Linked DNA regions of Homo sapiens: all the other regions are linked to region 6. The links are chromatin loops, found by intact Hi-C in ENCODE. Cell type or tissue: heart left ventricle. All regions are shown on one strand. Region 1 overlaps PELO-AS1 (PELO antisense RNA 1). Region 2 overlaps PELO-AS1 (PELO antisense RNA 1). Region 3 has its middle 120 kb from the start of ITGA1. Region 4 holds the start of PELO-AS1 (PELO antisense RNA 1). Region 5 overlaps ITGA1 (integrin subunit alpha 1). Region 6 overlaps ITGA1 (integrin subunit alpha 1).

Region 1 (4,000 bases), 210 kb before region 6:
GACATTTAATAAAATTATTTGTAGCATGTTCACAAGTCTTATTTACAAGTTGTAGAGTATATTTTTAAAATAATTCAAAATTATTTTCTGACAATGCAAGGCCATAATTTGGAAGATCAAGTTTTATACTTTAACAATAAAGAATGCAAAAAGGGTGTAAAACTGTTTCCCCCTGCTGATGGAGACCCCAGATTTAAGATCTCCACACTCAAAAATAAACAAACCCAGAGAAAAACAATTCTCATACTTCAAGATAACAGACCTTCTAATGTGTTGTTCTATACTATTATTTATTGGACAACCTATTATATTCAGTTGTTATGTTTCCTTTAACATTCAATTCTGAATCAGTAGAATGTGGCCTAAGAGCCTGAAGTTTCATCCCTGGGATTAGAATATGAAACCTGTAACTTTTAAATTTGTTGCTACATTTAACTTATTTATTTGTACTTTCCAAAAGTTTTGTCTCAAGTATTAAAGTTACTGAAAGCCCAATCATATCTGAAGAGTCATTTTATTTAAAAGTAAAAGCTACTTTAAATTTAAAATATTCTTAAATTCAGTCTTTTTACTAAATGTACTGTATTCATCAGCATCAGTTGGGTTTAACTTAGCATTAAAAAAATGAATGGGAAGCATTATGTTAACATGATTATTATTATTGAAATATAATCATGTAAATAACTCAGTTCCATTGGGAGTAGACTAAGTGCTATTTTTAATGTATGTACTTCCTTTTCTCATAGACTGTACATATTTAAATGATTTAAACTAAATAAAAGCAAATGTTTTTTTATAATCACAAGAATTTAACTTAGCTTTTTCATTACAACAATGCCATTGTATATTTTTTCAATCTTTATTTTATTTTTACTGAGCTAACATGGCTTTGCTAATTCTTTTAAAGTTATTTTGATATGTTTTTATTACAATATTCAAAGCTAAGCCTTAAATTGTATTTTGCATATATGATATTCAATAATTTAAGTAAATTCAAGTATGTATTAATATATAATATATCTATTCATATTTTGGAGTTTAAGAACATACTTTTCCTTCCCTTTTGAAATTCAATATGTATAATTCCAAGGAAATATAAATTGAAATAAAACTATTAGTTATTAATATTTAAGAAGAGATCAGTTTCAGGTAAACAAGAATTTATTTTAAAAGAGATTTGGCCTGTATTTATGTTGAGATTTGACTGAAACTTCTGATTTATTTTCTCTCAAGAATTGTACTAGTGTTTCACTAAAATGTCATTCTTGTTGAGTAAAGTTTGGCCTTAATTTTCACTCTGCCAACCCCAACCTGGTGAATCAAAGCACTTATATTCCAATATAATCACAAAGTAAGCTGTCACATAAACTTTATGGACAGTGATTTAATGAAAAGGTAGTTTCTTTAAGATTATTTCATTGTCACAATCATTGGCAGAAGCAATATAGTATAGTAAAAAGGTTTAAACTTAAATGTCAGAAATTTTGTTTCAACATCATTTGAAAATATGTATCAAGAGATAAAACAATTCATTTCTCTTGACAATATTTTCTCTTGAGGCCCTAATATTGAATATGAAAATATTAATATTAAAACCATATAAATCTTTTTACCCAAAGATAAGAATTGGAACATTATGTTATCAATGCCTGCAAAAATTCAATTTATTGATAGATTACATCTTCATAAAAATGTGGTGTAAAGTCTAAAATTAAGGTCCAATATTATGTCTACCTTGATGTCTGGTGAAATCAGGAAGGCTTCAAATGTCATAACCACAAGTCATCCTCCCCACTCTGCCTCCAGTGATAAGGTTCCAGATCCAAACCTCTTTATCAATCTCTTTATCTTATTAAATCTCTTTATCAAGATGGGAGGAGGCTGGGTGTTGTTTCTGCCTAGCCTTGAGTAACTTTTCAGTTTCCCACCAGCCGCAGAAAATTATTCAAACAAGCAAGCCAATGACATCCTCCTGTGGGAACCAGGGGACACCTTCCCTCTTAATACTACAAAGTCCATCTCCCACAGTTCCTATTACTTATACCGTTCTTGATTGTAACCTTCATGTGGCCCTGCATGGCACAGTGTCCTCCTACCCTGGGCTCCGAGTTTAGGACACCAGTAAACTGCTACCAATCTCATCTGTCCAGGTTGGGTGCCATGTATTCAGCCATCCCATAACCTGGATTCATCCCTCACCAATGGTGTGACTAGCAGGAGATTTAAAACAAACAAACAAACAAAAAAATTCGTATACACACACAAAAAAATTGTTGTTAAATGGGAAAAAGAAGTTATAATAATAGATTAAAATGCATGGCCAAAAATGTATACCAAATACATACTTAATATTTTTTAAAAAATATTTTTCAAAGAACTAGAAAGATGCAACTAATGTATTAATAGTAGTTTCCTCTACACAGTGGGATTCTGTACTTCTCCTACTTGCTTTACTTAACAATAATTTAAAATTTAATATATAAGAACACTTAAAAATAAGAAGCCAATTTTTTCCCCTAGCTAATAAAACTTGGACTGTTAAACTTGCTTTATTCCTCATTTTATTCTCCAATGTGGGGTGTAATACTACCTTCCACAGTCATGGCTACATTCACTTCAGGGTACTTTGAGTCTATCTTATGAATTTTAAAAGGTTAGATAATGTAAGTCATTTTTGTTGTTAATTATTACAGTAAAAACAGAGTTCTTCCATTAACACAGCTAAAACTGGCTAGTTGCGTAAAAATAGTTTCCTGTCTTTCTCTGCCAGCTCTACAAAAAACACCACAGTCATAAGCTGACTTCAGTATGTCACTGCCCTCTCCCAACAACTCAGTGTGAACCTCTCCATGTTCAGGGCTCCCGGTTTTCTCTCAGACAACCCACAAAGGCTCTCACTTCACAATGCAGCTTTTCCCTTCTTCCTACTACTTCTCATCTCATAACAAAATGTACTGAATTTTATTCAAGGCCCTCTAGTTCCTTTTTTCTGCTTTTCATGATAGCAATCAGAAAATCACCCAAACCATCTTTATAATGGATTCAAATGTGTCAATGGCTTATCCAGCCTGGGTAAGACATGTGTGTTTTAACAATGCCTTCTTATAACCTTAACCCAAAGAAGTGACTCAAATGGAATTCATGTATTTTATTCTAAAATTATCATTGTATCTTGTTACTGATTACCTAATGACAGGGATTTGTGGCACCAAAGTTAATCAATGTGGCAAATAACTAAAGGTAGAAGGAACCTCCTTCTCCACCTTTGCCTAATGTATGACTGGGTCCCTCAAGGAGAAAGTCATGGAGGAACTGTGAAAGAAGGCATTCCACAAACTGCCTGAGACAGACTGTCAAGTAAGGGGCTAAAGTGGCCAAACTTCTAAAATTATTACCATGTGTTATATTTTCCAAACACATTAAAAAATACATACTGGGGAAGGGAGTTTTAAAAAAATACTTCTGAGTATGTTAATTTAGTCACATACAAAAACATACAGTATTCTTAAAAGTAAATGAATTTATATTTTCATGTTCATTTTTGCTTGTTATTCTTTTATCTTGAAAAATGTCAGAAAGCTACACTTTTCAGGTAAGTTGCGACTGCTTCAGAACTGGAGCATACACTGTGATTATATGCTACACGGTCGACAGCTGAAGTAGAGAATGGCCATTTATAATGCTATCGGCAACACGCTTCTTCCTTTGTGCTCGGAATTCAGGTGCTTGTATTCTGCCACAATTATTACTTGACATTTGCAATGGGCTGAGGTTTGGGTTATTTTTTTTTCAACTACTGATCATCAAAAGACTACACCAATGATAATTTTGAACATCTGAGGAGGTCTGTTTCCATCTTAATCATTTGATCTCATGTAACTATAGGTTAATACTCTATGTAGAAAGGCTTTGGAAACTGTGGTTCAACACATTCACAGATGTACCTGCTCCATCATACTGGACAATATAACTCTGGAAAAGCAAGGTTAATAACGATAAA
Region 2 (4,000 bases), 220 kb before region 6:
CTCAGCCTTCATGTAGGTGAGTAAGCTCTTTTCATTTTTTGGTTGTACCTCTTTTACTACTTAGAATTTCATTGTTGTGTCCAGTGAGCTATGATTAAATATTGAGGTCAGCTGCCCTCTGCAGACTGGGGTCACTAAGTTAAATCCTGTCCACTTGCTGGAAATGTGCGAAGTTTCCACTCCAGTTACATATAGCTTCTGTTTGTGACTAGTAAGCACTGAATAAATATTTCTAAGCTGCTTACTAATCCAGAATTGCATGTTTTTCTGCAGATCTATTTCTTCTTTTCCAGGCCTACTAATTCCACATTAGTGTCTCAGTCAACATATTTCAAGCCATCTCGAATCTAATCGCCCCTTGGTGATTCAGGGGACTGAGACACAGGGAGAATGGAAGGTATTGATATTTTGTATCCCTTTGTGTCAGGTCTTCCTTTTCACATTCAGAAGGACGCAGCTGAATCCTGAGTGTGGTCTACAAAAACACACAGACGAAAACAATTAGCAATTTTAAGTCAGTTAGAGGTGCAAAGAGAAGTTGTCTATTTGTTTCTTTAACAAAGAAAAACCTTTGGTTTTCTCTCCTAAGCCCTTAATCATGCTCTAGGCTCTCCCAAGCACCAGGTTGTCACTCATGAACACAAACTACAATGACTGATTTTCTTAGACTTGTTTGGTTCTTGTAAAGTAGCCAATAAACTAATTGCATGAAAAATGACATGTTAAATTATCTCTACTTTTTTGGAAAAACAGCAGATTGATTTTTTTTTTTTAAGCCAAGCAGAGATGAGGCATTTTCTAGAAAGGCACAAGTTTTAATTATAAATTAATGCACAGGAATTTTATCTGTGCCAACTTGAGCTTGGAAGAAAATAGTATAGAATTACTTGTCTCTTTGTGCAGGTCATGTTACAGTGCTTCTCAAAGACTGATCCAATATTCAGTGTGTTGTACAGTAACATCTACAGTGAGAAAGGGGGAATAAAAGCTGAGCTGGTCAAATGCAGTGTCCTCTTTCATGAGGTCAGCCAATAGGAATTTTAACAGCTAATATTCTAGACAGTGGGAATGCAGTAGAGGCTTTTTCCCTTCTTTCCCAGGAGAAAAAATAAATATCAAGGCAGTCATTTTGAAATCCAGAAAAATCACACTTGGAAACACAAAATAAACTATCCTCAACCCTCAGATTCTATCATTTGATGTATTATCTCCTTGAGAGTCCAAATAAAGTGAGACATTAGCTTTACATGGTTTCATTCTGATTTCTAACAGGACCCCAATTAGAGGTAACTTGCTGTTTAGATTAAGGTTTGTTGTATAACTTTTAAAGTTCAATATCACTTATAAATAATTTCTATCCCCTTAGATTACCTTTCAGCAACCTGGCTTTTATTATCCTTTTCTCCTATTCAAGTAAGTTTTTGTGAAGTCAAACCTAGATGCTTTTCTGAATTATAGATTTCACACCTGACATACTTTGCACACATGTGTCTGTTCCCATTCTTCCTCCTTTAAAAGCCCAACTCATCCTCTTGCCTGAGGAAATAGAGCTGAAATGTAAGGATCTTCAAAACCGTTGCACAATCAACCAACTTTTCTGCACAAGCTGTGTCTACTGCCCTTGCTGCCTATTCTGTTTGGAAGCAAGAGAATAACAGAAGAAACAAGTGACCAAAGAATGAATAACATGTCCAGCCTTTTGTATTACTCCTGATATCATAATAAGACATTGTGTGTTTTATTCACATGGATCTTGGCCATATATTGAGTACAGTGAAACCTCACTGGCTTCAATGTACACTAGACCAGGCAAAGAGCAAATAGTGGCACCAAAGCCATCCCTACCGCCCATCCCATGCCCCTTCTGAGCAACACCTGAAAACCTCTGTAGCATATTCCTGTAAATTCTACCAGGTAGTTAACATCTGCTAAAAAATGTTCTCTTCTAAATTGTTGATGCTTATAGACAATTTCAGAAATTCATTTTAATAAAAGCATTCTCCCTGTAATAGTGGTACACAATTTTATGGCACTAACCAGGTACCAGGTTCTTCACATACACAAACTCATTTGAACCTCACCACATTGCTGTAAAGTAGGTATGAGTCCCCTCTCAAGTTATGGTACAAATGAGGAAATTGAGTTACACAGGTATGCAATAAACAACAGAGCTTAGGTTTGAATTCAAGATGTCTTGATTTCAGGTCCATGCTCTTAACAGCCACACTGTGCTGCCTGTCTGGCCACCAGAGGTCAGCTTCCCTGAAGGAATTAGTATTTGACTGAGGTGTGGTGCTTTCCACAGGGAAGCAGAGAAGATTTTTGGGGAATCCCATAGTGTTTTTAGCATCAGTGTTGTACACAAAAGGAGTACACTAACAACAGATGAAACAACACAAATATCTTTTGACTGAGAAAGTTATGGCTACCCAGCTCTGCTGAGGCTTATTTGTGCTAGAAAGACACATAAAACTTACCCATGAATATTGAAGATTTGAAGGCACGAAGGGGATACCCAGATAACAAAAGACCAGAGCTATACATATATGTCTTCTGCTGTTCATCAAGTTAATTCTCCAAACATTTATTAAGCATCTATTATGCATAGCATAATTAAGCATCTATTGTACATGAGACACTAGACTAACAGGGGGATGCAAAGATGAATGCCATTTGTTTGGAGGCTGGAGTGGACATGCCTCATTATTTGATTCAACTTGTAGAGCAATGGTTCTTGAATTTGCCACATATTATAAGCACCTGGGGGAGTTCCAATGAAAACTTCCGAAGGAAAACATTCCCAGACCAGTAAATTCAGAGTCTCTAGGGTAGAACCCAGGCATGAGGATTTTTTTAAAGCTCCCCAGGATTTCCAATGTGAAGCCAAGGTTGAAAATGCTGAGAACTACTGTTTAGAGTAACCCATTGTGTCAAAGCCTAAATGACCTCAGAAAAAAGTTCACTTTTGCCTTGGCATTTTCTTTCTTCTTGAACTGATAGATACTAGGCTGTAGCTTGCTTATTGCATTTTATGTAACCCACTTAGAGTGCCTTTTTCTGGAGCACTTTGCTTGCTTCTAATTCAAAACTGGCAGCAGGGGAGTGGTGTGAGGGGAGGGTGGTCACTGCCAACTGCTTTACATGTCAAACAGTGGAAGATTCCATTGGGAGGTTAGGTGGGGAGCAGCAACCTGGGCTCTGAAGAGAGATGTATCTCAATTTCTCTGCTTGACATTATTACCCTGGACAAGTCACTTAAAAGTCTTGGTTTCCATATTTGTAGAATGGGGTAAACGATGCCTGTTTGTGAGAAGTAAACTAAGTAACTTATGTGAAGTGTGTGGTACAGAGCAGATACTCCACGGAGGCATCTTCTACTTTACTATAATTATCCTGCTAATTCAAGTGAATCCTGCCCTTCTTGAGGCCTTCCTTGCCAGGTTCTTCTCATAACTGCCATGCTTCCTGGGGAATGAAGCCAAGGGGCTACTCTCCCCAACTCAGACAAAAGTCCTTGAAACTCTCCATTTCCTTTAACAGCAATTTCCCACACTGGACCGCTGAAGTCACATCTTGGCTTCATCCTAACAATTTTCAATTCTTCAGATTCTTTTGTCTCTTTCACTTTTTTTCCCCCATATCCTTAGACTTGCCATTTAAAAGTTGTCTTTGCTTCAAGATTTTTCCATACCGTTCCTCCCTGTTAGCTTCCTCTCCCTTTCTCCTTTCACTAGGCTCTCACAGACATAAAATGGACACTAAAACTCTTTTTATTCAAGTTTTTTACTTCGGCTTTTACTTTAAAGGTTAAAGCTATAAACCCAATGAATATTTCATGTGGAACACTTTTCAGCCCTCATTCGCCGAGGTGGATGCAATAACTACCAGAAAGGCTGTAATAAAGTAAAATTGATAAAGATAACCAGACAGAACATATTAAAAGACACAAATTTATGACTGCTTGATGAGGCAAAATGTTCTCGAAGAAGATTTGCAGGTT
Region 3 (4,000 bases), 250 kb before region 6:
AATCACACAGTGAAGACCATAAATAAAAGCTATATCAAAATATGGTGATCTCCTTCCTCCGTACGCCGTCCTTTCCACCAACTACCTTACCCCATGACCTCAAATAATCACCGAATCTGGGAAACATTAGTAGAGTTGCTCCAGCTGACCTCCATTACTGTCCCCAGTAGGTGAAGGTAGTCTCTGAGGTAGCGAATGTCAAAGTTTAGTGTGAAGTGTAATGTTCATTTCAGACACAAAAACACTCGGTTAGAAATAAAGAGGCCATTGATGGAGAAGTGCATAAATGTCTTACAAGCCTAGAACAATATCCTGGGTGAGGAAGTGATAAATAATAAGTTATTCTGACAACACCTGCTACTCATTAAGTGACAGAAGCCTCTTGGCCACCATTAATACTTGCAGCATCAGCCAGAGGAAATACAGGGCTTTGTAAAGGGAAAAATGTTTTTAAACGGTGGTGGTAGAACTGAGCAGATGTGCATCTATTCGTTGATTACATTATAGTGGGATTTAGTGAATAAAGGTTTAATAATTAAAGCTGAGGCATAAATGACATAGATCAAACACAAGGTATCTAAGAAATTAAAGACGTTCAGTTTAACTCAGAAAGACTTTGTTCTAGTACTCACTCTGCAGTTAACACTGTGTAATTAAAAGTTATTTATTGACTACTGGGACATTCTTCAGAGTTTCTATAAAATGAGATTTCCTATACATAGTTTTTGGATTTAGGGGTTTAGGGTGAAAATGAAGACTATAAATAGGAGCCAATCTTTCCTCCACAAAATGGGAAGTTCACTGCTTGAAGAATGTATATTAGCAACATGATGTGGCCCCATAGCCTCTTACAAGGTGCTGTCACTGGGGAAAGAGAGCAGAGGTGTGGAGATAAGTCCTCTTCATCTTCTCAGACTGAATATGGAAGCTACCCCAAGAATGGTCTCACTGTGCTTGAGAATGAGGACAAGGGAACCAGCAAAAGTGCAGACCTCTGGGAACACTGAAATTTGCACATTTCTCTCTTTCTAACAGGAATCACTGCTGGAACCCAAAATAAAAAAGCTGCATTGGAAAACAGACCCCAGACTGGAGTTCTGTCATCCTTGTGAGGCTACTTCCTTGAGAGTTTGACTCCAACCCTGGATTGAGTCAGAAAAAGAAAAGGAAATGTAGTAAATCTGCAGTGAATTAATTTTCTATTAGAAAATCATTTGGCCCAATTTGTCAGAGTCTGACTTTCTTGAAAAAAAAAAATTAGTAGGAGCTTTAAGTCTTTAGGACCACTAAGGGATAATTTTAATCATTACTGCTGAGCTGCTCTCTGGCTCCAAATCTATCTCTAGTGGCCTTTCAGTGTGACTGACTTCTTCCCAGTGTCTCCATGGGCACTGAAGGAAAGCGATTTGATCACTCACTATTGAAATCTTGATTAAAAGCAAGTGTTCTCTCAGCGTACTTTAGCTCTCTCTCAAGGATCTGATTTTTTTGTTGTTGTTCTATCTCAACAGCTAAGCTTTAATTCTAACTCCTAAATACAACATTTGCTATTTCCAGTTGCAACCACAAGATAGCAGGATAACTTAATTTGAGTTTCAACTGGTGAGGTAATGGATTCTAAAACCTGATAAGATGGGAGGCCCTGGCAGATAGATCACCTAAGGTCAGGAGTTCATGACCAGCCTGGCCAACATGGCAAAACCCCATCTCTACTAAAAATACAAAAATTAGCCGGGCGTGGTAGCACATGCCTGTAATTTCAGCTACTCGGGGGGCTGAGGCAGGAGAATCACTTGAACCCGGGAGGCGGAGGTTGCAGTGAGATGAGATAGTGCCATTGCCCTCCAGCCTGGGCAACAAGAGTGAAACTCCATCTTAAAAAAAAAAAAACTGATAAGAGCAAATTATAGAAACATGATTATTATGTGGTACAAGATGAAATACAATTAGATAAACTTCATTGTTTAAAAAATGTTTTTAAAAATACAATGCCTGAATGTATTATTTTATTAATAGTCAATGATAAAGAAATATTAATATATAGAAATTTATAAATTACATAGCAAAGTGAGTACATTACTAATACAATGATAGCCATTAATATAAAAATCCCTTTTAAGTTGTCAGAGATAAAAATAATATATGTTAATATGTGTGTTTGTTAATAATTTCTAGCCTTTATTATTGGGAATAAGTGTTGCTGTAAAATTTGTAGCTGAATTATAGAACTGACATTAAAAAGAAGAGAATATTATATTGGTTTTTTTTTAATTAACTCTTGAACTGATAAAATGTTCTGTAAGAATATTTGAGCAGAATAAAATGGCTCATCTTAATAGTCATGGATGATTCTTCACAGAGCTAAACTATAAACTTGTCTCAAGAATTTCAGCCAGTCCCTGGAGATTTCACAGAGCTTCCTTCACATCTCTCCCTAAGAAGAGAAGCCTGAGAAAACAGATGGGTCTTCCTCTGTGACTCTGAGATCAGCAGCCCAGCCTCTGGCAACTAATCAAGGGGAAGAATTCCAGGGCCAATGGCCCTTCTGAAAAAAATATTCTGCTTCCTTTTTCCCAGAACTCAAAGTGAAACTCGAATTTATCGAGTTGGTTATCTTGTATCTCAACAAATCACTAAATGTTTCCCCAGATTTAGTACAAAAGAAGAAAAGAAAAAGATAGACAAAGATGGGAGAGTGCACATACACTTAGGTAATACGGTCACTCTCAGGAGAAGCCAAATAGCTCATAAGATTATGTTGCAATTATGAACTGAAGTAAAATAAGAATAAAATGAAGCAAATTAGCCTTGATTGATATCAACAAAAGTGAAGGTACTAAACTTTATAAGAATGAATAGTCAGTACCACAGTTGGGGGCTTAAGTATATGAAGTATACAATATGATGGAATATTATGCAAAATATTTTCTCAGCTTAAGGATTTTTGAAAACATTTGCAAGGATGAGCCAATATATTTTTTTCTCTACATTAGAAAAAAAAACTCAGTAAATAAGTCCTGGAAAGACTATAACCATCTTTATTTTTATTTCTGTCTCCAGAAAGACTTGATCTCCTAAACAATATATAAGAAAAAAGTTTGAGCCTATGACCTGTTTTACAGAATCACAAATGGAAGTAAGGAACCAAAAGATTGTGTTCTACTTTTATCAAAAATGTCTCCTCTCATTGCATTTTAAATACATTATTCTTCAGACACTAACACAAATTATCTGTCATTTCAACTAGTAATTAGAAAAGAACAGATATTATGGTCTCTCTAAAATGCTGTGTGTGTGTGTGTGTCTGTGTATGTGCTGAAAAGAACAATATTCATACTTGAAGGAAACTAATTTCATCTTTCTTGCTCTAAGCTATATAAAAAAGGAAGGAAGAGTTTTGAAGAAAGACAATCTTTTTCTATATTACCTAGAGCAAACGAGATGAAATTAGTTTCCTTCAAGCATAAATATTTTTCTTTTCAACACACACACACACAATGACAAATCACGTCACAGAAAGACTTTAGGCCAGCTTCTCCCTGCATCGTTTTCCCACAGCCATGTTTGTATTTTAATCTAAAATCTGATGAACCCCAAATTACACCTCCAGCTCAGACTGCTCTCCTGCAATCATATTTCTATGTTTAGCTGCCTCGTGGATACCTGGAAGGTCTAGAGGCTCCACAAGTTCAGCCAGTCCAAAGCTTTAAGGAATGAATGAGTACATCTTTTCCTGCCAAAGCATTTTATCTTCATTGTATGTTTTCTTCATTAACTCCATTTCCATTCACTTACCAGTCATTCATTCCTTGGGTTCTTTCTCCTCTTCCTCTCTGCCCCTGCATTAAGATGATATCTCTATGCCTATTGTATTCCATCAAAATTTTAAGTTACCTCTGCTGCTTCCCATTTTGAATCCTTCCATTCTCCTACCAAAGAGGACTTTCAGAAAAGCACATCTAGAACAGTTACTCTCTACTTAAAACTCTTAATGGCTTCC
Region 4 (4,000 bases), 110 kb before region 6:
CTTTTGTTTTTTCTATTCATCGGTCTCTTAAAGAGGCAATCCCACTTCTCCATTTCCACTTCCTAATAAAGAATGCTAAGTAACTTAAGGATTTTCTTTAAATTATGTAGCTATTCAATCAGGGTCAGTCCTAGTTAATAGTTTTTCCCCACTTCCCATAGCCTCGGCTTTTAGCTTAGCTTTGGCAGTGAAGATCTGGCCCTAAGCTCTTGCGACCCAACCCCCAACCTAAACATTTCACAGGCTACTGGGCTGCGGAAAGCTGAGGCTGCCAACTTTGGAGCCTAGGATTCCCAGGACATCAGGTCAAGCAACTGAGAGGTCCACCCAGGGGTAAATTCCACACATAGTTTCTTCTCTCTTGGGACCAGCGCTTTAACATCTGGGTGAATCAGATCGTGCAGACACGGTAACTAGGCGCAGAAAACAGCTGGACACGTTGCTGGGAGCCCAGACAGAACGTGACCAGTAGTTCTCAGAAACCGCTTCTAAATACCAGCTCCAACAGGCTTGTAGCGTCCGAGTGCGGATAAGGCAAGAGCAAAAACGAGCATAGTTTGGGCCGTTGGGGCCAAATCTGCACTTCTGAGAGCTACTTTTACTGCTAAGCTTTGAAATTGGATTTACCCAGAGGGAAGCGTTGCAGTGGCAGCCGCAGGCAGGTAAAACTAGTATTTGCACTCACACACTCCCCGGATTCTTCACAGACAGGGATGGAAGAGAAAACTTAGGAAGTTGAAGTTTGGCATTAAAATAAAGGACTCGCCACCACTCTGTGCACCTTCTTGAGGGAGTTCATTCGTCCGGAGCGCCTCACAGCTTAGTGCGCCTGCGCACGCGCGAACTGCGGCCCCGCCTCTCCTTTGGGGACGGGAGACGTGCGTCGGGTCGCGGGACGGGGGCTGCGCATGCGCCTTCATTTCGTCAGCCCGCTGTTGCGTGCTGCCAGCGGGAACTGTGTAGGGGTAGATTTTCGCTGCAGTGTTCCCCGAGCCTGTTAGACGCAGCGCGCCGGGAGACTGAGAGAGGAAAGGATAGAGGAAGTGCTGCCCTAGGCTGCATGAGTCGAAGCAAGCGTGTTTCCTTCCCGCCAGGCAAGTGCCCTTAGAAACCGGGCCCCGCCCCCTTCCTGGCCTGCATTCCCATCCCCTCTCCCGGGGCGGAGGTGAGGACCTCCTTGGTTCCTTTGGTTCTGTCAGTGAGCCCCTTCCTTGGCCATGAAGCTCGTGAGGAAGAACATCGAGAAGGACAATGCGGGCCAGGTGACCCTGGTCCCCGAGGAGCCTGAGGACATGTGGCACACTTACAACCTCGTGCAGGTGGGCGACAGCCTGCGCGCCTCCACCATCCGCAAGGTACAGACAGAGTCCTCCACGGGCAGCGTGGGCAGCAACCGGGTCCGCACTACCCTCACTCTCTGCGTGGAGGCCATCGACTTCGACTCTCAAGCCTGCCAGCTGCGGGTTAAGGGGACCAACATCCAAGAGAATGAGTATGTCAAGATGGGGGCTTACCACACCATCGAGCTGGAGCCCAACCGCCAGTTCACCCTGGCCAAGAAGCAGTGGGATAGTGTGGTACTGGAGCGCATCGAGCAGGCCTGTGACCCAGCCTGGAGCGCTGATGTGGCGGCTGTGGTCATGCAGGAAGGCCTCGCCCATATCTGCTTAGTCACTCCCAGCATGACCCTCACTCGGGCCAAGGTGGAGGTGAACATCCCTAGGAAAAGGAAAGGCAATTGCTCTCAGCATGACCGGGCCTTGGAGCGGTTCTATGAACAGGTGGTCCAGGCTATCCAGCGCCACATACACTTTGATGTTGTAAAGTGCATCCTGGTGGCCAGCCCAGGATTTGTGAGGGAGCAGTTCTGCGACTACCTGTTTCAACAAGCAGTGAAGACCGACAACAAACTGCTCCTGGAAAACCGGTCCAAATTTCTTCAGGTAAAACAATCTTACCCAGGGATAATTAAGAATGGGCAGAGGGATTGGTATAAACTACTCCTAAAGTTTTAGAACTGGGAAAAATAAGAAGAGAAAGTCTTTACTTAGCTGGGATTTTCATGAGATAATGAAATAAAAAGAGAATGTTAAATGTCTAGCAAATTTATGGAGTAAACTTCGCTGAAACATATGAAGCCTTACTAGCGCTTTTGGCTTTAAGCCTTTGTGAGCTGATTAATGGGTGTTCTAGGAGATTATTTTGCCTAACTTTTGTAATTGTGATTCTAGGTACATGCCTCCTCCGGACACAAGTACTCCCTGAAAGAGGCCCTTTGTGACCCTACTGTGGCTAGCCGCCTTTCAGACACTAAAGCTGCTGGGGAAGTCAAAGCCTTGGATGACTTCTATAAAATGTTACAGCATGAACCGGATCGAGCTTTCTATGGACTCAAGCAGGTGGAGAAGGCCAATGAAGCCATGGCAATTGACACATTGCTCATCAGCGATGAGCTCTTCAGGCATCAGGATGTAGCCACACGGAGCCGGTATGTGAGGCTGGTGGACAGTGTGAAAGAGAATGCAGGCACCGTTAGGATATTCTCTAGTCTTCACGTTTCTGGGGAACAGCTCAGCCAGTTGACTGGGGTAGCTGCCATTCTCCGCTTCCCTGTTCCCGAACTTTCTGACCAAGAGGGTGATTCCAGTTCTGAAGAGGATTAATGATTGAAACTTAAAATTGAGACAATCTTGTGTTTCCTAAACTGTTACAGTACATTTCTCAGCATCCTTGTGACAGAAAGCTGCAAGAATGGCACTTTTTGATTCATACAGGGATTTCTTATGTCTTTGGCTACACTAGATATTTTGTGATTGGCAAGACATGTATTTAAACAATAAACTAAAAGGAAATAATCTCCACGTACTACCATCTTGATTAAATTGTGTAATTTTTTATAGGAATTATGAGTTATCTGTAGTACTTGGAAACAGAAAATGTGTGTATTTAAAGACGATGCCTATGCAGTATATTGTTTGGGATAGATTGCAAAATTTCACACTGCATGCTTTGAAACAGTTTTCCTTAGAAAAAGCTTTTGCTATCTTATCCTGTTTACATTATTTCTTTATTTTAATTCTGCTTGGTGTTCTTGCATTGCATTTAATGATCCCTTTTCTCCCCACCTCCACACACTACATTTTTTTTAGATTTAAATAGTTTTACTATTTTAAATGATTGCCGTACAATTAGTAGACTTGAAGACAAGTTTTAAATATTTTTCTTCAAAGGCTTGTTAAACCAATCATGTTAAAAGGAAATTCTTGGTTTTGGTTTGTTGTTGTTAGCATTAGTCATATTTGATTTAGAGGGTAACTTAAATCAGTTATTTTTAGCTTTTTAGAACTTTGATCTGCTAGGGATTGTCAAAATAATCTCCTTGAGGCATCTTTATTTTTAAAATGAGATTAAAGTATGTGATTTGCTTGTTATGTGGCTAATTAGTGGCAAAGCTGGAAGTCATTCCCAGTCTGGACTTTAGTTCTTTGCGCCAAAACATGCTATATTATTTATTTATTTTTTTGCTTGTCAAAGTTATACTTAATTCTGTTTTATATTTGTATGTGGCATTAATTTGGGTTTGCACATTTTTATTGGACTATTTTAGTTGTGAAGAAGCCTGTTCTAAAGTTTAAGTCACATGACTAGTATGTGGCAGTTGACTTAAACTCCAATACTCTTTACTATCATTGACTTAAACTCTGATACTCTTTACTATAATTATGGAATTGTGCAAATACCTCTGAGTTTAAAATATTATTTTTATTATTTTTGGTGCACATTCCTAAAAGTTAAGGAAGGAGCCTCAGTAATGGAATTGCTTCTTGACCTTTTGCAAACCTCAATTTAGCAAAATAATTAGGAACGATCTAATAGTGATGATACAGTTTTTAACTGCTGGATCAGCGACGCCTATTTCAAGTAGTGATACTAACTAAACTTTCGCCGGTCTTTCCTGTGTCTGTGGGCCTTCCTCCTGGTGTGACAGACTTGGGGATTT
Region 5 (4,000 bases), 51 kb before region 6:
TTTTCTATTTGTTTGTTTTTATGAACTTTTTTTCTTTACATGCATAAGCATACTTATAATAGCTGCTTTAATATCCTTGCCTGATAATTCCAACATCTGGAATATCTCAACATCACTTTCCATTTATTACCTTTCCTTGAGGTTGCATCACATTTTCCTGTCTTGTCTTGTAATTTTGGATCATAACCTGGATTATATTTTTGAATTACAGGTGTGGAGATTCTAGATTCTGTTATATGCCTGTGAATAGTCTTAACTTTTTTTATTAGCAGGAAATTTACTTGGCTCAACTCAATTTCCAAGCATTGACTTTCTTGCAATGACAAGTAGTTAAAATCTCTATTCAGGTTTTATTTCAGCTGGGCTATTTGAAATATACTCTGCGCATTTACTATTCAAGTCATCTAGTTATTTGGATAAAATATATATGCATATTATAGAACTGTTGTTTTGTGGCTCTTTTTCTAAGATATACTACTCTCCTCCTCATTTTGCAGCTGCTGTCATTGCCCTCAATCTCTGTTCTCTTTTTATTCAGTACAGTAAGACTAGGAGTTCTATTTGAGTTTTAGCCACTGACCAGGGCCTTCCCTAGGTTGGGGGTGGGTTAGGGGTGGGGGACAAAAACAAAACAAAACACAAAAGCACAAAACTCATTTAGTGCCAGTATCTTCTTCCAAGTATGGATTCCCCTCCATTTTCTGCCACCTTTCTAGTGCCTTCAGGTGATTGTTTCATGTATTTTTTTTAATTCTTCCTAGAATTTATAGTTGTGATTTGCAGAGGAGCTGTTTTGTTAGGAGTTACTCCTCCCTTACTGGAAATTGGAATAGTTTTAAAATTAGGCTAGAGATTTTAGCCACATCAAGTACAGTAGGGAAGTTTCCACTGTAGTCCCTAATTGTCCCAGGAATGCTTTTTCTGGGTCAAGCTTTGTATATAAAACTCTAATCCAGATTATACAAGATCAATGCATACAATCGCCCAGCTCTAGGTGCTTTCAAAGCAAACCAGACTAAACTCTTGGACAAAGGCCATTGCGCAGATCAGGAAGTCTAACTGACCATTCCAGAATCTCTGCTTCCATTCCCCACTTTAAATCCACATACAGTCTTAACATGAAAACAACCTCTGGAACAAACAGTGAGACAAATCTTTCTCAACCTGAATTTTGCCTCTTTCTAATATTCCACTCTACTAAGCAGATTTAGAAGTTCTTGTTTTTCCTGTCCAGTCTTTTTTTCTTTTTTAGTGTGAGAAAGTGAAACTTCTTGCCAATATTGTTAGGCTGGCATGCTTCATGCTTCAGGACCCAACATTCCCTTCAGAATGTCAAATGCAGTCTCTTTACTGTGTTTCCTTTATCAAAACTTTCTGGACACTGCTCTAATATTCCTCTAGTTTCCTTTGTCACCCAAAGGATGTCCTCATGATTTTGGAAGTCATGGTCAAAAAACTGGTGTTTGAGTTTTCTTTTCTGATCTTCTACCCATTTCCCCTTTTCTTGCCAAAAATCGTGTTTCATCACTGGTCATTTATAACAAAGTTATAAGATTACATTATATCTACAGTATTATGAGATTAAAAACTTTGCTTTAATTAGCAAGAACGTGCAAAAAGCAATCCCACATTCTCATTGCCCTGCTAGTTCTGCATTCTTTCACAGTTCAGCAAAACTATCTGAAATAGTTTCTGGGACATGAGCCAACTCTTCAGCCTTAGCTTGTTCATTATATTCCTTAAGAAGACTTGGAAGACTAATTAGTTGAACCAAAAGAAGAATGTGCTATGATATGAGCAAAACAAATAGAATGTCTTAATGAGAGATGCTTAAAATTTCACTTTGTGAAACTTTTCCTCCCTCATAAAATTTTGTTCTATTTTTAGTTAATACATCAATTCCCAATGTCACAGAAGTAAAGGAGAACATGACATTTGGATCAACTTTAGTCACCAACCCAAATGGAGGATTTCTGGTAAGAATGGAGAGAATGATATTTATTGACAACAGATATGCTATCATTTTAAGTCTTTGTAAGATCTGTTATATAATTTTCAGTCTAATGATTTCTAATTTTAAAACAATTTTTTAAAGGCTTGTGGGCCCTTATATGCCTATAGATGTGGACATTTGCATTACACAACTGGAATCTGTTCTGACGTCAGCCCCACATTTCAAGTCGTGAATTCCATTGCCCCTGTACAAGGTACAGATTTTATGCAATGTTCTTGCATGTTTGAAAAGCCTATGCAATGAATGAGACGTATGTATACAAAGGAACATACCAAAAAGCTTAAAGTATTTTCTTAGCTACCAGCATTACCAATTTAGGTAAATGTTTGCTTTGCCAGTATATAACAAAATCTGACTGCTATTTTTGGAATTGATATTAGTGTAAATAACTTTACAAAGTCATTTTTAAACATCATAGATAAAGCTGTCATGCTGCTTATATTTAAAGAATGAGTCTCTTTGAAGAAAGAAGTAACTTCATTTGAGATATGCTCAAAAACTGTTTTATAAAAACTTATATAAAATTCATATTGAGAAAATTTGCAAAGATAACTCTCATACAATACTAATTAAAATTCAGTAGGTATGAATTTTATCCCACACCAATTGTTATTGAAAGCAATGAATATTTTTATCATCTTTACTTTTTCGAAAACTATTTTTTATTGCTAAAACAATGTGTCTACTTTGGAGAACATCAGTTCATCTTTTAAAATGAACTTCTTTCAGCCATGAAAGCACTTCATATGCCTCTGAAAAAAATAGATTCCAAATTTGACAATTGACTCCTTTTATTGCAGAATGCAGCACTCAACTGGACATAGTCATAGTGCTGGATGGTTCCAACAGTATTTACCCATGGGACAGTGTTACAGCTTTTTTAAATGACCTTCTTGAAAGAATGGATATTGGTCCTAAACAGACACAGGTATGTGACTTTGTGTTTTGATTTCTGTTGTTCTAAAGATAAAAATGCACAAATTTTTAATAAAACCAAATATTCTGAAAGCAAATTAATCAATAAAACTAAAGTTGAGAATGAATTTTATATCCATTTCCTGTTCTTATTTCTGATAAAAAGGACATTACTTTAAGCTGTGTTATTTTCTATTTTTTTCTTTTTTCTTTTTTCTTTTTCTTTTTTAGACAGAGTCTCACTCTGTTGCCCAGGCTGGAGTGCAGTGGTGCAATCTCAGCTCACTGCAACCTTCACCTCCCAGGCTCAAGCAATTCATATTTCTCAGCCTCTCCAGAAGCTGGAATTACAGGCATGCGCCATCACACCTGGCTAATTTTTTAAATTTGTAATAGAGATGGGGTTTCATCATGTTGGCCAGGCTGGTCTCAAACTCCTAGCCTCTGGTTGATACACCTGTCTCTGCCTCTCAAAGCATTGGTATTACAGGCGTGAGCCACTGTGCCCAACCTAGGCTGTGTTATTTTCTAAACAGAAAATATTATGAAAGCTGCCATTTTTAATGCACTTGAAAAATAACTCCTATAGAGTTCTATAAACTCATAGTTTAATTTTTACTTAAAATGGATATAGCCACTTTTGGTAATGTCAGAGCCGGGTGTCAGAGTTTGTAAAAACTAATCTGACATCCCAAACAACCCATCACATTATAATCTCTCCTCTCATATTATACAAATAAGTTAGTAACTGACCAGAGGATACTACTTAAAGCCTGTTGTCCTTTCTGTTAATAATTTCTTTTCCCTAAGTTAAAAGAAAATGCCCCTGGCTATCTCTGCATAAAATCAAATAGTTGTTTGTTTATCCCCCCAATTAATATCTATTTCTAAACACATCTCCTTTATTGCCACTAAATGAAGTGGAACTTCTCACACAGCTTTTCCACTTTAGATACTGAGTTTAATTTAATTACATTTAATTAAATACATTTGACTGATTTAATGTTTATTAAACTCATATGGGCATATATATTAAAATACAGGGCAGACATAATGGATAACAGGCAAATA
Region 6 (4,000 bases):
GGGTAGCATTTGAAGTAGAAAAGGAAAGCTAAATCATTGTCAGATGAAATAGATTTGTCATAAACAACTTGTTTTCTAAATGGTGGTAAATCAAGATGCAACTTTAAACAAAAACAACAAAAAGAATATTAGAGTTGGATTTGTTTAATTACTGGCAAAATGTTTTTCCAAGGAATAGGTGAAGATGTGCTTACTCATTTCCATGAGAACCAGAGATGCTGCTTATGTATGGGATAATCCAGAATCAATCAAGCCCATAGAACCAAGGAGTCAGATATCTCCTGAATTCTTCACTTAAAAAAATGAGGAGGATTGCTGGGTGCGGTGGCTCATGCCTGTAATCCCAGCACTTTGGGAGGCCGAGGCAGGCGGATCATGAGGCCAGGAGTTCGAGACCAGCCTGGCCAATGGTGAAACCCCGTCTCTACTAAAAATACAAAAAATTAGCCGGGCATGGTGGCGCGCACCTGTAATCCCAGCTATTCGGGAGGCAGAGGCAGGAGAATCACTTGAACCTGGGAAGTGAAGGTTGCAGTGAGCCGAGATAGCGTCTCAAAAAAAAAAAGGGGGGGAAATACTTTCAAACGAGCCTCACCTGTTTAAGGATGAAAAATGTTTCCATTTGGTTTGCCTTAGTAGGCTTCTTATTTTATGTTATTTATGTGGAAAACAAGAGGCTCAGAAGACTTGAAGTTTAGGGAGGGTTTGTAAGTCCTGACTGCTTGCCATGGGCTTCTGTTAAAAGCATTAGCTTAAGCTTGAACCAATGCTAAGTCAGGAAGTACAGATATCAAACATACTATGTATGGTAATGTGCACAGATCAGTCTTCAAGACATACTCATTTGTGCCATCTCAACGTTGTGAATACATCTGAGTGGAATTGAGTCTCTTGTGCCCTCAACTTTTAGGACAATTTTTGAAAGACAGTAGAGATTACATATTGGAAAATGTATTTGATGGGATGTGTTATTTATACCCAGCCACAAAGTTCAGTGAACTCCAAATTGACCCCTAGGACAATATTATACTCCCCTCCCCCCTTTGCTGATATGATATGTTTTCAAGATTTCCAGTACCTTTAGATATGTCTGTGTGATGGGATTGGCTAGGAAGCAGAAAGCACAGAACCAATTACTCATACTGTTTCCTTTGAGGATTAGACACAATGACACTATATAATTTTTCCCTCTCTCTGGTGTCAGTGACCTTGTAATGATTTTGTCTGTACTATAAAAACAGCAATATCCTCTGGGAACATCTGAGTATTTCCTCTTATCTCCACATGAGGGACCTCTTGGGCGGATTCCCAAATTAACAAAACTGATTATTTTGTTAAACAATTTAAATTCTCAGATTTATTTGAAACTGTTTTGAACAGACTCTTCTCATATGAAACTCTTTTTTTTGGATTCTCACAGCGTATTCCATCAGGTGGGGATGGTAAGACACTGAAATTTTTTGGCCAGTCTATCCACGGAGAAATGGATTTAAATGGTGACGGTCTGACAGATGTGACTATTGGGGGCCTTGGTGGTGCTGCCCTCTTCTGGTATGTATTTTAATAACATCCTGTTAATCTGAGACTGGGTCACTTGCAGAGCTCCCAGTGTGATTGGAGCTCATGTCATACCAAATATCTATTTCCTTTTGTGTTCCACTATGCAAATACAAGTTATTCAGTTGAGTGAGCTGGAAGAGTCAATACATCTTAAGAACAAAGAAGCTATATGAAAGAAACAAGTAGAATGAACTCTTAATTTGGTGTGTCTATTATGTGGTTTACACTAAAATAGGTATTCTGTTTTAGGAGAGGTATAGGGGAAGAGAAGATCTTATAGAGGATGTATATAAACAAGAAAATATCCCTAATATTTGGTTGCTTACAAGGTTTTAGAGATAATCGACTTTGTATTCATTTACCTGATACATAGAAACAGATAATCGCGTAGCACTCTCTGACTCTGTTTATATTGTTGGTCAAGCCTAGAGGCATCTTAAGTAATATCTTCGCTCAGCCTTTAAAATGCCTAAATCCCCAAATTGGCCCAGTTCTTTCAGATACATACATTCATAATGCTTTATTAATTATGAATAAATAATAATTTAGTAGGCAAAAATAATTATTGCTTACTAAATATCCTATCTCAAAAACTAAATATCCTATTTCAAAAACTGTTCTGTTTGAAAGAAATTACTAGGAAGTCAAGAATCAACTTAATGAGAAATCCACATGATAATTTTGAAAAATATATAATAAATTTCATTAAGAAATATAAAGGAAGGGTTTCATAAATAAAATCTATTTATGCCAGGTGACTTTATGGGAAGTCCGCATGTTGATTCTCCTAAATTAATGCATTGGTTTACTGTAATTCGGGTGGAAACATACATCAATGCTCTTTTTCCCAAAAATCTACCTAGAAGAGTAATAAAGTATAAAAGAAAGGTGAAGATAGAGAGGTGAAAATAGATGACTTTGCTATAATTTAAGATAATGCTTAAGAACTAATGGTCAAATTAAAATGGTACAGTAAATTGTGCACATACAATAATCACTATTTAAAAAAAAAACCTTTACAATAGAGGGGAAAGAAGACTGAAGGGTGATACCTAAGAAAAGGGAATATTAGGCAGCACAGTGGCTGGGACTTTGGGGAGGACTCACCAGAAGCCAAGGCTCAAAACCAGAAGTCAGCAGTGTCAGGGACAATGGATATACTTCAATTTTGTTTGAAATGTTAATCCTGAATTAGTTTATTATGCTCCCTTTAGCTCACAAATATTTATTGTATTAATTCTCATATTAAAAATATGTTTTCAGGGTTTTTATGCTCCAGTTTTGTTTCAAGGCTTTCTTGCAAAGCTTTGCAAACTTATTTATGGCCTCTCCTGCCCCAAATCAAGGCATTGATGGCCCAAAATGATAGTCATTTCCCTATCATAGTCCAGGCTCCACTGACAGCAGAATGGACCAAACCGATATACTGGGACACGAAGACTAAGATTCACAATGCCTAACAAGAAGTGAGAGTGGATACAAGTGACAGATGATAGGAAAAACGTTTGGAAGCAAATAGTGAGAGTCTTGTCATGAGACCTGGACTGACTCCCAAGAAAGATCTGGCTGGGGCAGAGAGGATGTGTGGGGTGGACAATGGTCGAGGCAGCTTCATGCCTGGAGAATCCATATTACTAAGCAGGAAACTAGGCATGTTCATTCATTGCTGATGAAAGGGTAAACTGGCTAAAACTCATTCGAAGGTCTTTATCAATAAGTGTTTAAAAGCATTCCAATGTTCCTACTTTTTACCAAGGATTTAACTTCCTAAAAATGTAAAGATACAATCTAGAAGTACAATTAAAGGTGTCATCACAGCACTGTATGTAATACCATCTTTTAATAATGTTAAATTTACCACTATACTCAGAAACCTTTTTTTTAAATTAAGCTAAATATCCAATGAGATGGGATTGAATGCATAGATTATGGTATGTGCATATGCTGGTATAGTCTGCTTCCATTAAAAATAATAAATCCCATTAAAAATAATGTTCTCAGAAAAATGTAAATATTGGAAAGCTGTTCATTGTAATATAATGTTTTAAAAATTTGTAGGCATACATATGAAGATGTGCTTTTGTATATATGTATGTATGCATGTGTGTACGTGTATGCATGTTTTCTTCTGTAAAGAAAAAACCACTGAGTGTACTAAATGTTAATGATGATTATTGCTGAGTGGTAGTATAACAAGTTATTTGTGTTTTCTTTATGCATTTCTATGATGTTTATATTTTCTATGAGTCCATTGTTTTAACAGAAAAAAGAAAACCACCTTTTTTTAATGCAAAAGCATAAGTAGTGACCTCATTATTCACAACATACACAGTTATAAGGGGCTAGCTCTGGCCACAAGGCAGAAACCAGGTAAAAATGTGCAGTAATTGTTCCGGCTTGGATCTAAGACAATGACCTCAGTATCCATATATTCTCCATG

What was found. Hi-C counts contacts between places; a loop is a spot of excess contacts. Peaks named below come from ENCODE experiments on the same cell type or tissue, not always from the same donor. Only the 100,000 strongest peaks of a DNase experiment are listed, where the experiment ranks them.
Region 1: a loop joins it to region 6, with 6 times the contacts of the local background. A loop is called at or near these places in 64 of 110 quality-filtered maps.
Region 2: it touches region 6 in a loop (15-fold over the local background); 67 of 110 quality-filtered maps call a loop at or near these places.
Region 3: a loop joins it to region 6, with 5 times the contacts of the local background. A loop is called at or near these places in 29 of 110 quality-filtered maps.
Region 4: a loop joins it to region 6, with 2.7 times the contacts of the local background. A loop is called at or near these places in 20 of 110 quality-filtered maps.
Region 5: a loop joins it to region 6, with 2.1 times the contacts of the local background. A loop is called at or near these places in 3 of 110 quality-filtered maps.

Annotation. Positions count from the first base shown.
Region 1 is chr5:52,700,311-52,704,310 of GRCh38, forward strand. All of the region lies in intron 2 of PELO-AS1 (PELO antisense RNA 1), which reads right to left. Among named protein-coding and RNA genes, the nearest start is that of ITGA1, 86 kb to the right of the region's middle. In heart left ventricle, no CTCF peak of the experiment used is centred here; no DNase peak of the experiment used is centred here; H3K27ac peaks cover 477 bases.
Region 2 is chr5:52,691,235-52,695,234 of GRCh38, forward strand. The region is part of intron 2 of PELO-AS1 (PELO antisense RNA 1); the gene reads right to left. Among named protein-coding and RNA genes, the nearest start is that of ITGA1, 95 kb to the right of the region's middle. In heart left ventricle, CTCF peaks have their summits at 2,238 (motif pointing right) and 2,442; no DNase peak of the experiment used is centred here; H3K27ac peaks cover 1,876 bases.
Region 3 is chr5:52,663,309-52,667,308 of GRCh38, forward strand. No RefSeq gene overlaps it. Among named protein-coding and RNA genes, the nearest start is that of ITGA1, 120 kb to the right of the region's middle. In heart left ventricle, a CTCF peak has its summit at 1,565; no DNase peak of the experiment used is centred here; H3K4me3 peaks cover 493 bases; H3K27ac peaks cover 1,203 bases.
Region 4 is chr5:52,799,178-52,803,177 of GRCh38, forward strand. The region is part of intron 1 of ITGA1 (integrin subunit alpha 1); the gene reads left to right. It overlaps PELO (pelota mRNA surveillance and ribosome rescue factor), which reads left to right. Exons shown (of 3, transcript NM_015946.5): 2 at 708-1,943; 3 at 2,232-4,000. The coding sequence starts at 1,218. The coding sequence ends at 2,663. It overlaps PELO-AS1 (PELO antisense RNA 1), which reads right to left and starts at 1,636. Exons shown (of 5, transcript NR_186455.1): 1 at 1,515-1,636. RefSeq lists enhancers at 748-1,446, 1,447-2,146. In heart left ventricle, a CTCF peak has its summit at 1,818; DNase peaks (open chromatin) are centred at 424, 874 and 1,614; H3K4me3 peaks cover 4,000 bases; H3K27ac peaks cover 3,307 bases.
Region 5 is chr5:52,862,876-52,866,875 of GRCh38, forward strand. ITGA1 (integrin subunit alpha 1) reads left to right here. Exons shown (of 29, transcript NM_181501.2): 4 at 1,888-1,976; 5 at 2,096-2,207; 6 at 2,815-2,942. Among named protein-coding and RNA genes, the nearest start is that of PELO-AS1, 64 kb to the left of the region's middle. In heart left ventricle, no CTCF peak of the experiment used is centred here; no DNase peak of the experiment used is centred here; H3K27ac peaks cover 1,563 bases.
Region 6 is chr5:52,914,044-52,918,043 of GRCh38, forward strand. ITGA1 (integrin subunit alpha 1) reads left to right here. Exons shown (of 29, transcript NM_181501.2): 15 at 1,421-1,551. Among named protein-coding and RNA genes, the nearest start is that of ITGA2, 73 kb to the right of the region's middle. In heart left ventricle, a CTCF peak has its summit at 1,526 (motif pointing left); no DNase peak of the experiment used is centred here; H3K4me3 peaks cover 392 bases; H3K27ac peaks cover 861 bases.